Regions from separate parts of the Homo sapiens genome. Here region 2 is linked to region 1. The links are chromatin contacts, found by Hi-C or POLR2A ChIA-PET in ENCODE. All regions are on one chromosome and are shown on one strand. The core of a region is the stretch at or near the end of the contact, and the rest is flanking DNA. Distances in the headings are between cores, read along the strand shown.

Evidence for each region. Hi-C counts contacts between places; a loop is a spot of excess contacts on that map. ChIA-PET counts read pairs that join two places held with the same protein, here RNA polymerase II (POLR2A). Pooled maps may share reads with other maps.
Region 2: a pooled map shows a loop between it and region 1 (19-fold over the local background). The contact joins the promoter of LEMD3 here to the promoter of PRANCR in region 1. A Hi-C loop is called at or near these places in 1 of 168 maps with a recorded cell type or tissue (naive thymus-derived CD4-positive, alpha-beta T cell) and 10 of 50 pooled maps. POLR2A ChIA-PET finds 5 or more read pairs at or near these places in 1 of 52 experiments (activated T-cell).

Annotation. Positions count from the first base shown.
Region 1 is chr12:70,239,220-70,246,388 of GRCh38, forward strand. PRANCR (progenitor renewal associated non-coding RNA) reads right to left here and starts at 4,141. Exons shown (of 5, transcript NR_120460.1): 1 at 4,093-4,141; 2 at 3,605-3,674; 3 at 2,962-3,010. CNOT2 (CCR4-NOT transcription complex subunit 2) reads left to right here and starts at 4,214. Exons shown (of 16, transcript NM_014515.7): 1 at 4,214-4,261. RefSeq lists enhancers at 3,500-4,699, 3,874-4,073, 4,804-4,943 and silencers at 3,633-4,172, 4,244-4,503.
Region 2 is chr12:65,166,816-65,173,984 of GRCh38, forward strand. LEMD3 (LEM domain containing 3) reads left to right here and starts at 2,768. Exons shown (of 13, transcript NM_014319.5): 1 at 2,768-4,303. The coding sequence starts at 2,782. It overlaps LOC124902953 (a long non-coding RNA gene), which reads right to left and starts at 2,601. Exons shown (of 2, transcript XR_007063349.1): 1 at 2,402-2,601. RefSeq lists enhancers at 2,286-2,345, 2,531-3,103, 2,786-2,935, 3,846-3,925 and silencers at 3,056-3,265, 3,649-3,852.

The sequences.
Region 1 (7,169 bases), core at 2,891-5,390:
GAAAAGTGCTGCCAACATACACTCTCAGCAATATAAGCAGCCCTGTTTCTCTGAATCCTTGCCAGTATTATCAAGAAATAACCACTTGTTAAAATAGTGCCTGAAGACTAAATTAATGTTTAACATGTTTTGTCACTCATAAGTTGGGCTTACTATTAAACTTTTAACTGTTATAGTATTACCATTCAAAGCTTACACATATTTAAGATGAAGAAACTGAGGTCTAGTAAATTATAATTCAGACCCCTTTTAGTGTGAATTTTAGCCCTGGATATACTGCAGTGCAGTCTTTTTTTTTTTAACTTGTACTAGCCTTACAGATTTCCCAGAAAAAGGTAGACATCTTCTTTATTAAGTTGGAGGTCAGGAATATCCTATTAGTTTAGTACTGTTTTTCCTGTTTCCTAGATTGGATTTTACAAATTTTGTGTTAAGGATATCTGTTGACATTTACTCATTTATTATTTAAAAAGTCTAGCTAATCTTGGATAAGAATTTTGTTGATTCATTCACTCACTAATTTAACAGCATTTATCTAATGCCTACCATGTGTGAAGGATAAAGTAGTGGAAAAAAACAGGTGTAGTTTATATTTTTGTAGGGTGAAGGGAGGTAGAAAATAAACAGTGAATAAACAAGATAATGATAAATTATAAATGCTATTAAGAAAATAGAGGGGCACGTGATTGACAGAGAATAAATGGGAACGTGAGCTATTTTAGATACGGTGGCCAGGGAAGGCCTGTCAGAGATATTTGGGTTAACCTGAAGGAAGAGAATGAGTCAGCCATATCCAAGACAGAAGACCACATCCCAGGCAGAAAAAAAATAAATAAATAAAAAATAAAAAGCAAGTGCAAAGGCCCTGAGACAGAGTATCAGGTAAGATTAAATTCAGTTGAGAACAAGAGACTCCAAAATAGTGGCTTTAATAATATAGACATTTACGACTGCAGGGCTAGCATGGTGCTCTGATCCATAAAGTTCTCACAGACCCTGGTTTCCACCAGTTTAGTTTTGCCATCCCTAGAATGAGAGAACTTGCATGAGGCACAAATTGGCAGCTACAGTTCTAAGCCATCACATCTATATTCCACGGTACAGGATAAAGGAAAAGCCGCATTGAAGGTGTGCACCAACTATCTTTTAAGGATGGTTTTACAAGTGTGCCACATGATATACTGCTTACATCCCATCAGCCAGCACTATTACATGGCTACAAGGAAGGCTGCAAAATATAGTCTTTGTTCTGGGTAGCCATGTATCCATGTCTATTACTATGAAAAAAATGGAGGAATTTTTGGGGACAACTAACAGACTCTGCTACAGACTAGAAAAAGCACAGCCCACGACAGAAAGGAGGCAGTAAGAAGGGTGAGAACAACTTCCTGTGCTGCTTCCTGGGAAGATGGAGAAGTGGGCAGGAGCCAGATTATGCAGTCTTGAAGGCTATGGTAAGGAATTCCGATTTCATTCTGTGTGCATAAGGAAGCTATTGGAGGGTTTTAAACAAGGGAGTGACATAACCTAATAACATTTTTTAAGTGATTGCTTTGGTTGGTATATAGAGAATGGTTTAAATGGGAAAATATTCATGAGGGTACAGATAGAAAGTGATAGCAACTAGTGTGGTTATTGCTGTGGTCCAGCAACAGATGATGGTGGCTCCCAAGGGTTGTACCAGTGGAAGTGATAAGTAGCTAAATTCAGAATGTATTTGTCAGGAAGAACTGATGGTACTGTCTGATGAGTTGTATGAGTGTGAAGAATCAGAAAATTCCAAGTTTTATGCCTGAGCAAATAAGTGAATGGTGGTACTATTTATGAAAATCAGGAATTCTAAAGGAGCAGCAGATTTAGGGAATGAACAAAGGGGATTCAAATGTTGTTTCAGACACATTAGAGAAGCCTGTCCTTTTTATCCCTTGCCATGGCAAAATTTTCAATACCATCCATATTTTTCTAAAAATGGGTGGCCTCCTTCTTCTACAAGTTATACACAAACTCATTCTTCCCTTAATAGGGTATTTTTTTTCCCTCAACGTCTGTAATTTTTAAATAAAGTGTACAGAGAATTTAACATAATACATATTTTGGAAATATACAAAACATGTGCCTATTAGTAAGGACTACTTTTCAGGTAAAAGTAAGAAAATCTAGTAAGATAGTTAAAAGAAACCAAACTACCAAATGGGCAAACTTAATCAACATTACCAATAAAGATGAACTTTTTGATGCAACAGGACAATTTAAAAAATATACCATCTATTGGTAAGAACTCTTACTATAAGAATTCTTACTATACAAGCCTTTAACAAATGCTAGCTCATTAAATACCTAGAGTACCCTCTAAGGTAGGTATTAAAAATTTTTTAACAAATTTATAATAGATTTGGCACAAATAATAGGACAATTAAAGGCTTGTTCTTCAACCCGGCTTAAAGTGAATTCATCCTAAACAAATAGGTGTTCAGTGAGAGTCAAAGTAAGTAGTATCAAATATTGAAAGTAATAGTATCAGTGTATTTTCTCCTAACACTCCTAACCCACACATTTATTATGAAAATGTTTGTTGTTCTATCTCTTCCAGTAAAATACTCAAGGTAATAAAACTCTCATATCAGACTTACACCCTCTGGAAGTCATTCCATAGAGGTATATTCAATCTTTTAACACACCATCTTATGGTTGAAGATGTTAACATGAGAAGGAGGAGAAAGCAGGAAGAGGAAGGGACTATTTGCAGAAGACGGGGAGAAAGAAAGGAAAGACACTAGTATGTGTTGTTCCTCCTCGAATTTTCCTGAAGTGAAAAAAAAACAGTGAAGTAGAGTGTTTGATGAAATGAATAACCAAGCAAAACATTTTCTACCTACACCAGTACCACTAGGAGTTGAAATAAATTCACACAATGTCTGCTGATATGTCAAAACACCTTACCTTCAAAAACATGACAGTTACCTTTTATTTTATAGTATGCTTGTGTTTCTTCCTATTTCTTGCTTTTGACCTTCAATGATAAATGTAAACTGGATTACAGTGATTCTTTTGTAAGTAAAAGGTGACTTTTTAAAAGAAACAACCAATGGAAATAGAAATTTTATTTACTTCAAATTAACTGTACTTTACTCAAATAGAAAAGAATAATTTTCACATTATGAAGCTACACAATTCCAAAATACACATGCTGAGGCTCTTTTTAAGTCCGAATTGTCTAGTAATTACAAAAAAGTGAAGAGTTTACAGATATACAAGGAAATAAAGGCGAATTATTGCAAAGAAAACAAGTTTAATTTCACTTTGAATGACAACGATTTTTCTGGAAAGCAGATACTTCACTCCTTTAAGTTTCCACCCAAGCCACAATAATTTCAAACGGTCTTGCGGATGACCCAGCTGGTCACTCTTGTTTATGTGGGGACTGGAGGTAATGAGAGCCAAAAAAAGTGCTATAAACCTAATTTGGCTAGAGCAAGTTCACACGACACGACCGTGCTTTAAAAACTTGCTCTCCATTATGTACTTCCTTCCATCAGGTTGGGGAAAAAAAAATGGTGGGGATGGTGAGTAAACACACCAGTGGTTTCATCAGAGGGGAACTCACTACTCAGGAGGTGACGGTGACGTGGTGCCGGTCCCTGAAGTACGCGCACAAGCTCCGGAGGTTGCGGGAGCTGAGGGAGGAAACAGGGACACGATCAGATTCGCTCCAGGTGGCGGGAGTGAGGAGGGGAGGAGTGACGAGGCGGACGTGCGGGGGCGGGGGTGTCCAACACAAACACAAACACAAACACGAACACGAACACGCTCAGCGTCCCCGGGGAGGGCGGACTGAAGCCACCTCACCATTCATCGCCCCTGGACCCCGCAGTCCCCCTCGGACTCAGGGCCAGAGCCTTCTGCGAAGCAACCTAGCCCCAGGGAAACGGTAGCGGCCGCAGAAGCCCCGCTCTCTGTAACGGCCGCGGAGGAGCAGCAAGCCTCCCTGTGAGTCGGTGGGAGACAAGACGGAGCGGCGGTAAGGGCGGTAGGGAAGTGAAGCGCCTCTCTCCACCTTGTTAGAAGCGCGCTGAAAGCGGCCTGCCTACCCACCCCATCGCTGCCGTTTTGCAGTCGTCGCTCCCACCTTCCGCTGCCGCCTGGAGGGAAGCCGGAGCGACGGGGGTCACGGCGGCGGTCAGAGGGTAAAGGTCTTGCTCCCAGCAGCCTCCGCGGTGGATACGTCGCCATCTTGGATCCGCGGGACAAGAAAATTCATGCGGTGAGTTTTTGGTAAATTTTCGGAAGTCTGGCAGCGGGGCGCGCGGCGGGGGCGGCAGATTCGGGGCCCCCGCAAGGCGGGGGAATGCCCCGGGGCCGGTCCGGTCGCGCCCAGGGTCCGCCGGTAGCGTCCCGGCCCACCGCTTCCCGTTGCTTTTGTCTCGGCTCCAATCGAGAGACGGAGAGCGGAGCGGGCGGGGAGGGGGGTGGCGGCGGTGGAGGGAGGGAGGGGGTGTGTATGGGGGTGGTGGTGGACCGGACGTAAAGCGTCGCTGTACTCGGGCCGCTGCAGCAGCAGCAGCTCCAGATCCTAGGCCCGGTCCCATCCGCGAGTGGTGGGGCTTCCCCAGACTCCACTCCCCTAGGCTCCCGCCAGCGCGGAGGAGCCGCTGCCGCCGCGCTGCTTCCTGGGGGAGAAGAGAAGGCGGCAGCGGCCGTGGCCGTGGCCGACGAGCTCGAGCCCGCTTTAGACGGCTCTGCCGCCTTCCCGGCAGCTGGTGCTGTCTGTGGCTTCTTACCTTCTCTCAATACACGTATATCATCTGCCAGTTATGTGTATTTCTGTTAGTGTGTTTGCAAGTGTCAGATGGGAGACACTGGACTGGCTAACGGGTGTCAGGATCCTGCAGGCCCTGGGATACCGAAGGCTGTGCATGGTGGAGGGAGAAGGAATGCAACTGCGATGCCGCCTCTGCCACCGCACCAGGAAGGTGAAGCTTCCGTAGTGTCGTAGACTGAGTCCGGATGATCCTGGGGCGGCGGAGGAACCACAGACGCTTCTGTCTGTGAAGTTGCAAGTCCTGGGTTTCTACTTCCGCAGGGGCCTCTCCACCTTTTGCTGTCGTAGGTCTCGCTTAAAAGTTTAACAGAAGAAAAGAGTAGGGTTAAAAGAGGCCTTTGTAGTTCTTCATTGAAGCACTGTTGTCTGTCCGGGTGAAAGCTGATAACTCTTGGTAACTGTGGTCCTTAGCAAAAGAGAATTGGAGTTTTCTTTTATACAAAGTATTTCCAAGGTTTTAGACCTTATATTTATTCCAGGCCTGTAGGTACGGTATTACTACCACAAAAGTCTTACATTAAGGGTACCACCCTCTCAGAGGGAACCTAAACATCAACTTCCTTCGAATCCTTGGAGACATCTTCACTTTTCAACATCCGGAAGACTGAGTGCAACATATTTTGTTTCATTTTCATAAAAGTCTTGGTCAGAGAATCCCACTCCTTTTAAAATCGTTTGGGCAATTCCTCATAATTAAGTACACTGCTTTGAACCCTTAGTTCTTGGCGAAATGGTAAAAAGTACTCAGTTAAAATCAGTTCACGAGGGAGGCCAACTTGAATTTAAGGTTCAAAGTTGAACATATTTAGTGTCATGCTTAATATTAGGAATTTTTAGAGCTCGGAATCATAAGTGTGACTGTTGATTTCCCTTTTGAAGCAATATAAATGGAAAGAATAAAGTATGGGGTGAGGGATGAGATAGAAATTTTAAAGTATCCATTTACATGCAAGGTTGATGTTGAGTTTGGGAATGCTTGGCATAATTGACAACAGTTCTTTCCAAACGTCAATGAATAAATCTCACAATTTTGTAAGGTAACTATTGCAGATTGAAAGGGTTAAGAATCATAGTTGGCTGAAATGGTTAAGTGTCTATATTCACATCCCAGTTCATTGAAATGTTTTATAATGGACCAAGATAATTAGTAAGCTCTGTATGTTGAATTTGTTTAGTTTGTAGTTCTATTATAATGTTAAATCTAAAGAAAAAAATACAAAATACACTTAAAGACAAAACATGTTCCACTCTACTCACTTATTTCTTGACTTTGTAAGATCCTTACTGTAAAAAAGGTACTTTTCTCTCATATTTTCTGAGAGCTTGAATTGTAATAATTTTTGTGAATACTTTGTATTTTAGAGAGGAAGTGAGAAACTGCTGAAGTTTTTTTTGCATCTTGATTAGTGCTTTATCAATACAAATAAGTTAATGTAAACATTTGTTGGCAGGAATCTTTTTCTAAGTATACAATGTAGAGATATCTGTAACCTAATCTGATCTCAGGGAATGAGAATTGCCTGTTTAACCAAGCAACAAATACAGCCTATACAATTTTTCAATTTCTATAATACTTTAATTTACATGGTGGAAAAATGAGGGCAAAATGCTTGTGTATGAGTGATTTATATCCCCAAGTACCTGCTCTTGAAGATAAAACTCAGATTGTGGCTTATCTTCTGATGCTGGGCAAAAAACAAAAACAAAAAAATTCAGAATGATACAACTTCCCATATACCTCCCTACAAGAACTAATTACCTTTGTTTTTGCTTTATAACTTTGGATGTTGCACTTTTTGATTTTTCAGAGATGCTTTACAGTTATTGTAATCTGAAAATTATTTGTTCAAAAGTAAATAAAATTTTCAGGTGTATGAATAGATTTTATTAGAAGTGATTCTAACCCAGTTCTCATTTGTATTCCTTTAGTAGATACTGGTGTTAAAAGTACCTGTATTTTGAAAGACCATTACAGAATTTTTTACAACCTGTATAAGTTATAGTTTTATCTTTTCTAGTGACAGACTTACTTCATAAGATTTTCTGATAATATGAATAAAATGTATGCTTCACATGTATATATGAAATAATGAGTAAGCATTAATAGACCAATGAAAAGAACTTAGCTTACAATTTATTTTCTTGCTCTTTAAAAGCAGTGGTAAATAATAGCTTTTTTTTGTTGTTAAAATTTGTAACTGTAGAAAGTTCATTCTGTTGGGATCACATATTTGAAGGCAAACTAACAATGCCATGTGCTTGCTTGAATAGGCATTTGAGGACAGGTTATTTTCCTGAGATTTCAGGAAAATATACCACCAAACATTTATGATGTTATTTGTTACCTGGA
Region 2 (7,169 bases), core at 1,518-4,017, 5.1 Mb before region 1:
GTAGCTGGGATTACAGGCATGCACCACCACACCTGGCTAATTTTTTTTTTGTAGTTTTTTTGTTTGTTTGTTTTGTTTTTTTTTTTTGAGGTGGAGTCTCCCTCTGTCGCCCAGGCTGGAGTGCAGTGGTGCTATCTCGGCTCACTGCAAACTCCGCCTCTCGGGTTCAAGCCATTCTCCTGCCTCAGCCTTTTGAGTAGCTGGGATTACACGCGCCCGCCATCACGCCCGGCTAATTTTTGTATTTTTTTTAGTAGAGATGGCGTTTCACCATGTTGCCCAGGTTGGTCTCCAACTCCTGACCTCAGGTGATCCGCCCGCCTCGGCCTCCCAAAGTGCTGGGATTACAGGCATGAGCCACTGCGCCCGGCTCATCTTCATTAACTCTTAATTGGACTTACTTAATGCCTTGAGGGAAGTTTGACCATTTCCATTTTTGTCTATGGAGTAGCATTTTCTTTAACTGCTATTACATAGAGTTCTCAGGAGCCATGCTACTGAAATGGCTGCACACAATGCTTAGCTTTATATTATTGACTAACATTTATTGAGTGCACACTGTGTTACGTATGGTACTAGGCATTATGCAGATACATATAGTTTTATTTACTCCTTAAAACAGCCTTCTGAGGAATTTTTATCATCCGTCTTCTGTTTGTACAGAAACTAAAGCTCGGAAAGATGAATTAACTTGCCCAAAGTCACAGGCAGAAACATAACTGGTTCAACAGTCCTTATAGGAGGTCACTTAAAGGTTCATGAAAATCAGAGGCTGAGCCAACAGAGCTCTATGATTCCTATCAGAGGAGCCAGTATGGCATAAAGCAAATGTTGAACCAAGAATCAAAGTAAGAGACAGGGCTGGGTCCATATCTAGTTTTGTTTAACTCCAAAGCTCACAGCTTAACCACTCTGCTACATGGAGACACAAGTCCACTAAGTTTATAATAATTTTAGTTCCCACCCAGATAATTATGGCAATAAAATCTGGGTCATCATCATCATAGCCACTATAGTTTACTGTTCAAAACTCTCTTATAAGTGCATAACAGTCATAGATTCAGGAACATTTATAAATCTTAAAGTCTCAATGATAGAGGACAAGGAAGTGTCCTCCACAGAAAAGCTTTTTTTTTTTTTTTTTTTTTTTTTTTTGAGACGGAGTCTCGCTCTTGTTGCCCAGGCTGGAGTGCAGTGGCGCGATCTCGGCTCATTGCAACCTCTGCCTTCCCCGGGATCAAGCGATTCTCCTGCCTCAGCCTCCCGAGTAGCTGAGATTACAGGCGCCTGCCACCACGCCCGGCTAATTTTTTTGTATTTTTAGTAGAGACGGGGTTTCACCATGTTGGCCAGGCTGGTCTCAAACTCCTGACCTCGTGATCCGTCCCCTGACCCCCGCCCCCCGCCCCGCCTCCCAAAGTGCTAGGATTACAGGCGTGAGCCACCGCGCCCGGCCGTATTTATGCTTTTGACTAACGTTTTTCTGTACAGGTGTATAGGGTAATGTAATAGGTAAAATAACTCATTCAACAACAAAAAATTATTGTAGTATTTTGTAGCTACTAGGATTGAAGTACTAAAGAATTGTCTGTCTGCCAAGGTTTGGGGAAATGGGAAAATGGGACAAGATCTTCACCACATGGGGCACATTTCACCTCTCTGGGATTCATTTCCTATTCTGTAAATGGCAGAGTTGGGGTTCCAGGTCTTGTCCTTGTTTTTTTGACTTTGTGTGAAGGTTTCTCCACCTCACCTGGCACTAGTCTTATTTCAAAATATTCATCTCATACTATCCTCTCTTTGCAATTCTTTAATTCATTCAACAAATATTTATTGAGCTTCTACTAGTATTGTGAGTAACAGAAGCAAGGTTCCTCCACACATGGAGCTTATTATAGTCCAAAAGGATAGGACAATAAATAATTTTGAAAGTAAACAAATATTTATTAATAACTGATAAATAACTATTGGTTGGAAAGGTGCTAAGAAGGAAATAAATAGGATCATGTGTTATGTCTCTGAGAGTCTTAGAATGAAGCAGACAAGCTCTTTCACTTTCAAGTGCTGACGTAGTAAAGTCATTAGGTTTCAAAAAAGGAAAAAAAGATAATATCTTACAATTAACTAATGAATGAACAGCCATTACGCTAGAAGAAAATTGTATTGTGATTGGTGTACTCCGTATCTTCTCAGAATGAGAGAGGTGAGGCTTCTCAAAAAGAGCAGCGAGAGAAAGTCACTTAAAAATTTTTTTTTTTTGGTAGGTCAAGCTAAAGACGAACTGAAAATAGACAACCTGAAGTCAGACGGGAAAGCTGCCAATCTAGTCTGGCCAGCAGAATTTCTTTCAGTAGGTCTAGGCTCCCTCGGCATTGGGAATCCAGATGTAAAGAAAACTTACGCCATAAACTTCAAGGTAGATTTCAGTTATTACTGCCCGGTGGCAGGAACCTAGGAAGGTGAGGTCAAGGTGTGGTTTAGTAAGAGACAGCTCCCGGGAACGGCACTTGGAAGGGCAGGGCGGAGAACAGCTGGAGATGAGATAGAGAGCAGGGGGAGAATGCGCCGACACCTCAAGGTGAGAGAGTAGAAACAGTCTCCGCCGTGGGAGCCGCGCGCTGCTCAGGTGGCTCTTTCCCGCTCAGGTGAGCTCCTCCCGCGCCTCCCATTGGCCGAGATGCCCGCGGCGCTGGGAGGGCGACGCAGCGCGGTCTAGTTCAGGGTCTAGGGCGGCGCGTCACTTCCGGTAGCGCGGAGCTTGTAAAACACCCTGGAGAGAAAATGGCGGCGGCAGCAGCTTCGGCGCCTCAGCAGCTCTCGGATGAGGAGCTTTTCTCTCAGCTCCGCCGTTACGGCCTGTCTCCCGGACCAGTGACGGAGAGCACCCGCCCGGTCTACCTCAAGAAGCTGAAGAAGCTTCGAGAGGAAGAGCAGCAACAGCACCGGTCAGGGGGCCGCGGCAACAAGACGCGGAACAGTAATAACAATAACACGGCAGCCGCCACGGTCGCAGCCGCGGGACCAGCGGCGGCGGCGGCCGCGGGGATGGGGGTCCGGCCGGTCTCGGGCGACCTCTCCTACTTACGGACTCCTGGGGGCCTGTGCCGAATCTCGGCCTCTGGCCCAGAGAGCCTCCTGGGAGGGCCCGGGGGCGCCTCCGCCGCCCCCGCGGCTGGCAGCAAAGTGCTGCTGGGCTTCAGCTCGGACGAGTCGGACGTGGAGGCCAGTCCCCGGGACCAGGCCGGCGGCGGCGGGAGGAAAGACCGGGCTTCGCTCCAGTACCGCGGGCTCAAAGCGCCGCCGGCGCCCCTGGCCGCCAGCGAGGTGACTAACAGCAACTCTGCAGAGCGAAGGAAGCCCCACTCGTGGTGGGGGGCCAGGAGGCCGGCGGGCCCCGAGCTGCAGACCCCGCCGGGGAAAGATGGAGCAGTGGAGGACGAGGAAGGGGAGGGAGAGGACGGTGAGGAGAGGGACCCGGAGACCGAGGAGCCGCTCTGGGCGAGCCGGACCGTGAATGGCAGCCGGCTTGTCCCCTACAGCTGCCGGGAAAACTATTCGGACTCAGAGGAAGAGGACGACGACGACGTGGCCTCCAGCAGACAGGTATTAAAGGACGACTCCCTTTCCCGGCATCGGCCCAGACGAACCCATAGTAAGCCTCTCCCCCCGCTGACTGCTAAATCGGCCGGCGGCAGGCTGGAGACTTCAGTTCAGGGAGGGGGAGGACTCGCGATGAATGACAGGGCGGCGGCTGCCGGGAGTCTAGACAGGAGCCGAAACCTCGAAGAGGCGGCGGCCGCGGAGCAGGGAGGAGGGTGTGATCAAGTGGACTCCAGCCCCGTTCCTAGATACCGTGTTAACGCTAAGAAACTGACCCCTCTCCTGCCCCCGCCACTTACTGACATGGACTCAACCTTGGATTCGTCAACAGGCTCCCTTCTGAAAACCAATAATCATATTGGCGGTGGGGCCTTCAGTGTGGACTCCCCCAGGATTTATTCTAACAGTCTCCCTCCCAGTGCGGCGGTGGCCGCCTCTAGTTCACTCAGGATCAATCACGCCAATCATACGGGCTCCAATCATACCTACCTGAAAAACACATACAACAAACCGAAGCTTTCCGAACCCGAAGAGGAACTTCTCCAGCAATTTAAACGGGAGGAGGTGTCCCCAACAGGGAGTTTCAGTGCCCACTACTTGTCGATGTTTCTCTTAACTGCTGCCTGCTTATTTTTCCTAATACTGGGACTGACTTACCTAGGAATGAGAGGGACAGGAGTATCTGAGGATGGAGAACTCAGCAGTAAGTATTAAATCCTGTGGGTAAGGTAACAAAGAGAATGTTGTTAGTGGTCCGCTTTAGCCGCGCTTAGCGTTTTACATGAAGTGACTTACCTGCAAGAATATGGTTTAACAGCAAAAACGCAACAGTGCGTGCATGTGTCATCTTTCTTAAAGAACACCATTATCGAAATGATGTCATATGGCTGGTTTTAAAAGTTTTCTGCATGATGTATTGTGAAATTCAAAACAATTTTTAAAAGAATATTATAAGCTTGTTAGTAAAACTCATTTGTATATGTGACAATTCTCTTTTAGCCCTGAAAGACTATTTGCGCAGATGCCAGTTACTTAACAAATTTGAAGTATTAGGATAAGGCACATTATAAATGTAGTGTTTTTCCAAATTGAGTTGTGATTCTAATAGGCAATGTAATAGCTCTTGAAATTCGAATTATTTTATAATATTAACTGTATGCATAAATTCGGATTAAATATTTTGTGGTATTAACTGTATGTATAATTTCTTTATAGTGAATGAATATAAAAAAGCAGCAAGGCACACCTCTTAATTTATTTCCCAGCCCAAAGCACTTTCCCTATCATCTGTACAAAAAGTAGTGGTAGGGCAGTGCAGGAGCTTGCAGTCAGATTTCCTTGGATTGGTTTCCAGGTCCTACTATTTACTTGCTAAATGACTGTAGGCAGGTGTGTTCATTGTCATAATCAAAGTATCTCTGCCCTTAAACACAAAAAGAAGATGAATACAGACCATTTTGTGTTCTCTGAAGGAAATAAAGATGAGTAATTGGCGTACACAACTTTATTTTTTTTCCTTTTTTAAAAAAATTTACCAGACTACACTGACGTAGGTGTACACTACTTTAGATTGAACGGAGGAGGTACTATTTGAGGTGAGACCTGAAGCAGAAGGAGACAGCCTTGTGGAGAAACAGTAGACCATTCTGAGCAGAGATTAAGGCCTTGAGTTGAGCAAGAGCCTTCTTGTAGGTTAGAGTGGTTAAGCACCTTGAGCAAAGGGGAGAGAGTCAGAGTTAAAGCTTCTGAACTTTCCTAATCTATAAGATGAGGCCTCTATTGACTAGAATGTTTGTGAAGATTAAAAGAGAAAGTAAATTAGGACAAAATGGACTTCTGAATACATAATTTCTCAGTGTTAGGTCCCTCTCTGCATTCTCCCTGAAGGCTTCCTACTCTTTTCACCCAAGATGAATTCACTGTATTTTTATTTGTATTTATAAAATTGGCTTATTAGTTTTATTTCAAAATAGAGTGAAAGATGCAGTTAGCCAACTCAGATAAAGAGTAGGAGTCAAAATAATGTAAGCTTAGATTTAGATATAGCCAATTCCGAGACAGTCAAATAATAGATTTTTACTCTGTTGCTTAATTACAGGGGTTGAAACAAGAATGAAATTCAGCTCTCACTTTAGTTTATTCCCTGGGAGCATGAGTGTATTGTGTCCTGCCCCAAATATTTGGGAGAAAAAAAATAAGGGCACACTAGAAGTTAAACAAGTAAAAGTTCACATAAATTAAATGACATTACCTATCAGCAGTAGCTATCTGCATCTGTGTCTCTAACAACTATAAGATCTGGCCTTTTTCTTTTCTTTTTTTTTTTTTTTAGACAGAGTCTAGCTCTGTCGCTAGGCTGGAGTGCAGTGGCACAATCTCTGGTCACTGCAACCTCCGCCTCCTGGGTTCAAGTGATTCTCCTGCCTCAGCCTCCCAAGTAGCTGGGACTACATGCGCGTGCCGCCACACCTGGCTAAATTTTTTTTGTATTTTTAGTAGAGACAGGGTTTCACCATGTTAGCAGATCTGGCCATTTTCTAAGAGCTAATTGCTTTACACCTATTGTACCATCTAATCTTCCCAGCAACTCACAGAAGCAGGTGGTGGTATCCTCATTTTTGGATGAGGATGATACTAAGTTAAGAAATGCACTGAGTGTTGAACAGTTAGTAGTAGGGCTAAGATTTGGTTTCAGATTTTATTTCCAACTAGAAAGACCATTTTAACACTGTTTTGGTTATTGTTTGTAGAGAGCTTTCTAAATAAGTGGGTACCTTTATTATGATTAAGAAAGTAATTGACTATTTGGTAGGATTTCATACAGAATTATTGATAAGCACAATTCTCAGTTAAGGTGACTTTCACATCTTTCTCATCAGTGTTAAGATGAATGACTAATGTGGTGTACTAAAAGTTCAGGTAGAATAGGATAGGAATGCTAGGATTTTGGTACTCTTCACCTTCACTGATAAGGAAGGAAGGAAATTATATTTACATTTTAGTAAATGGTAAATGTGAAGTAATCTGGGCGTTGGAAAGAACAATGGCTAAGAAGTAGAGGATCTAGGTTCTAGGACTTGTCTGAATGACTGTGGTCAAGCTCCTTAATCTCTGAGCCTCATTTTTATATACTAAATGGAAGTAATAATATCTGCTGTCTCTGGGTTTGTTTGTGAGGGTCAGGTGAGACAGTGTGTTAAACATAAGGTGGTATTATTCAGAAATTTGGACAAAATTTGTTGTATTCCTGGTAAACTACAGTATATCTAGAGAGATAAATAGTTAAGACATTTCTATAAATGACATAGTATAGTGCATTTCTTAACCTAACATTTGATTTTTATCCCATTAAATATACATTATAGAAATTAATACAGAAATTTGAATCAAAGTATAATGAATCCTTAAATGTATGATACACTTGATGTATTGTATGTCTACCCTGTGGAAAGAAGTGCCTGCTAACTTCAGTTAGTCTGCACACCTAACAGTGTTAGGGTATCAAGAGTGAATAATATTTTCACTCCATATATATATACACACACATACATACACGTATTCCATATCCT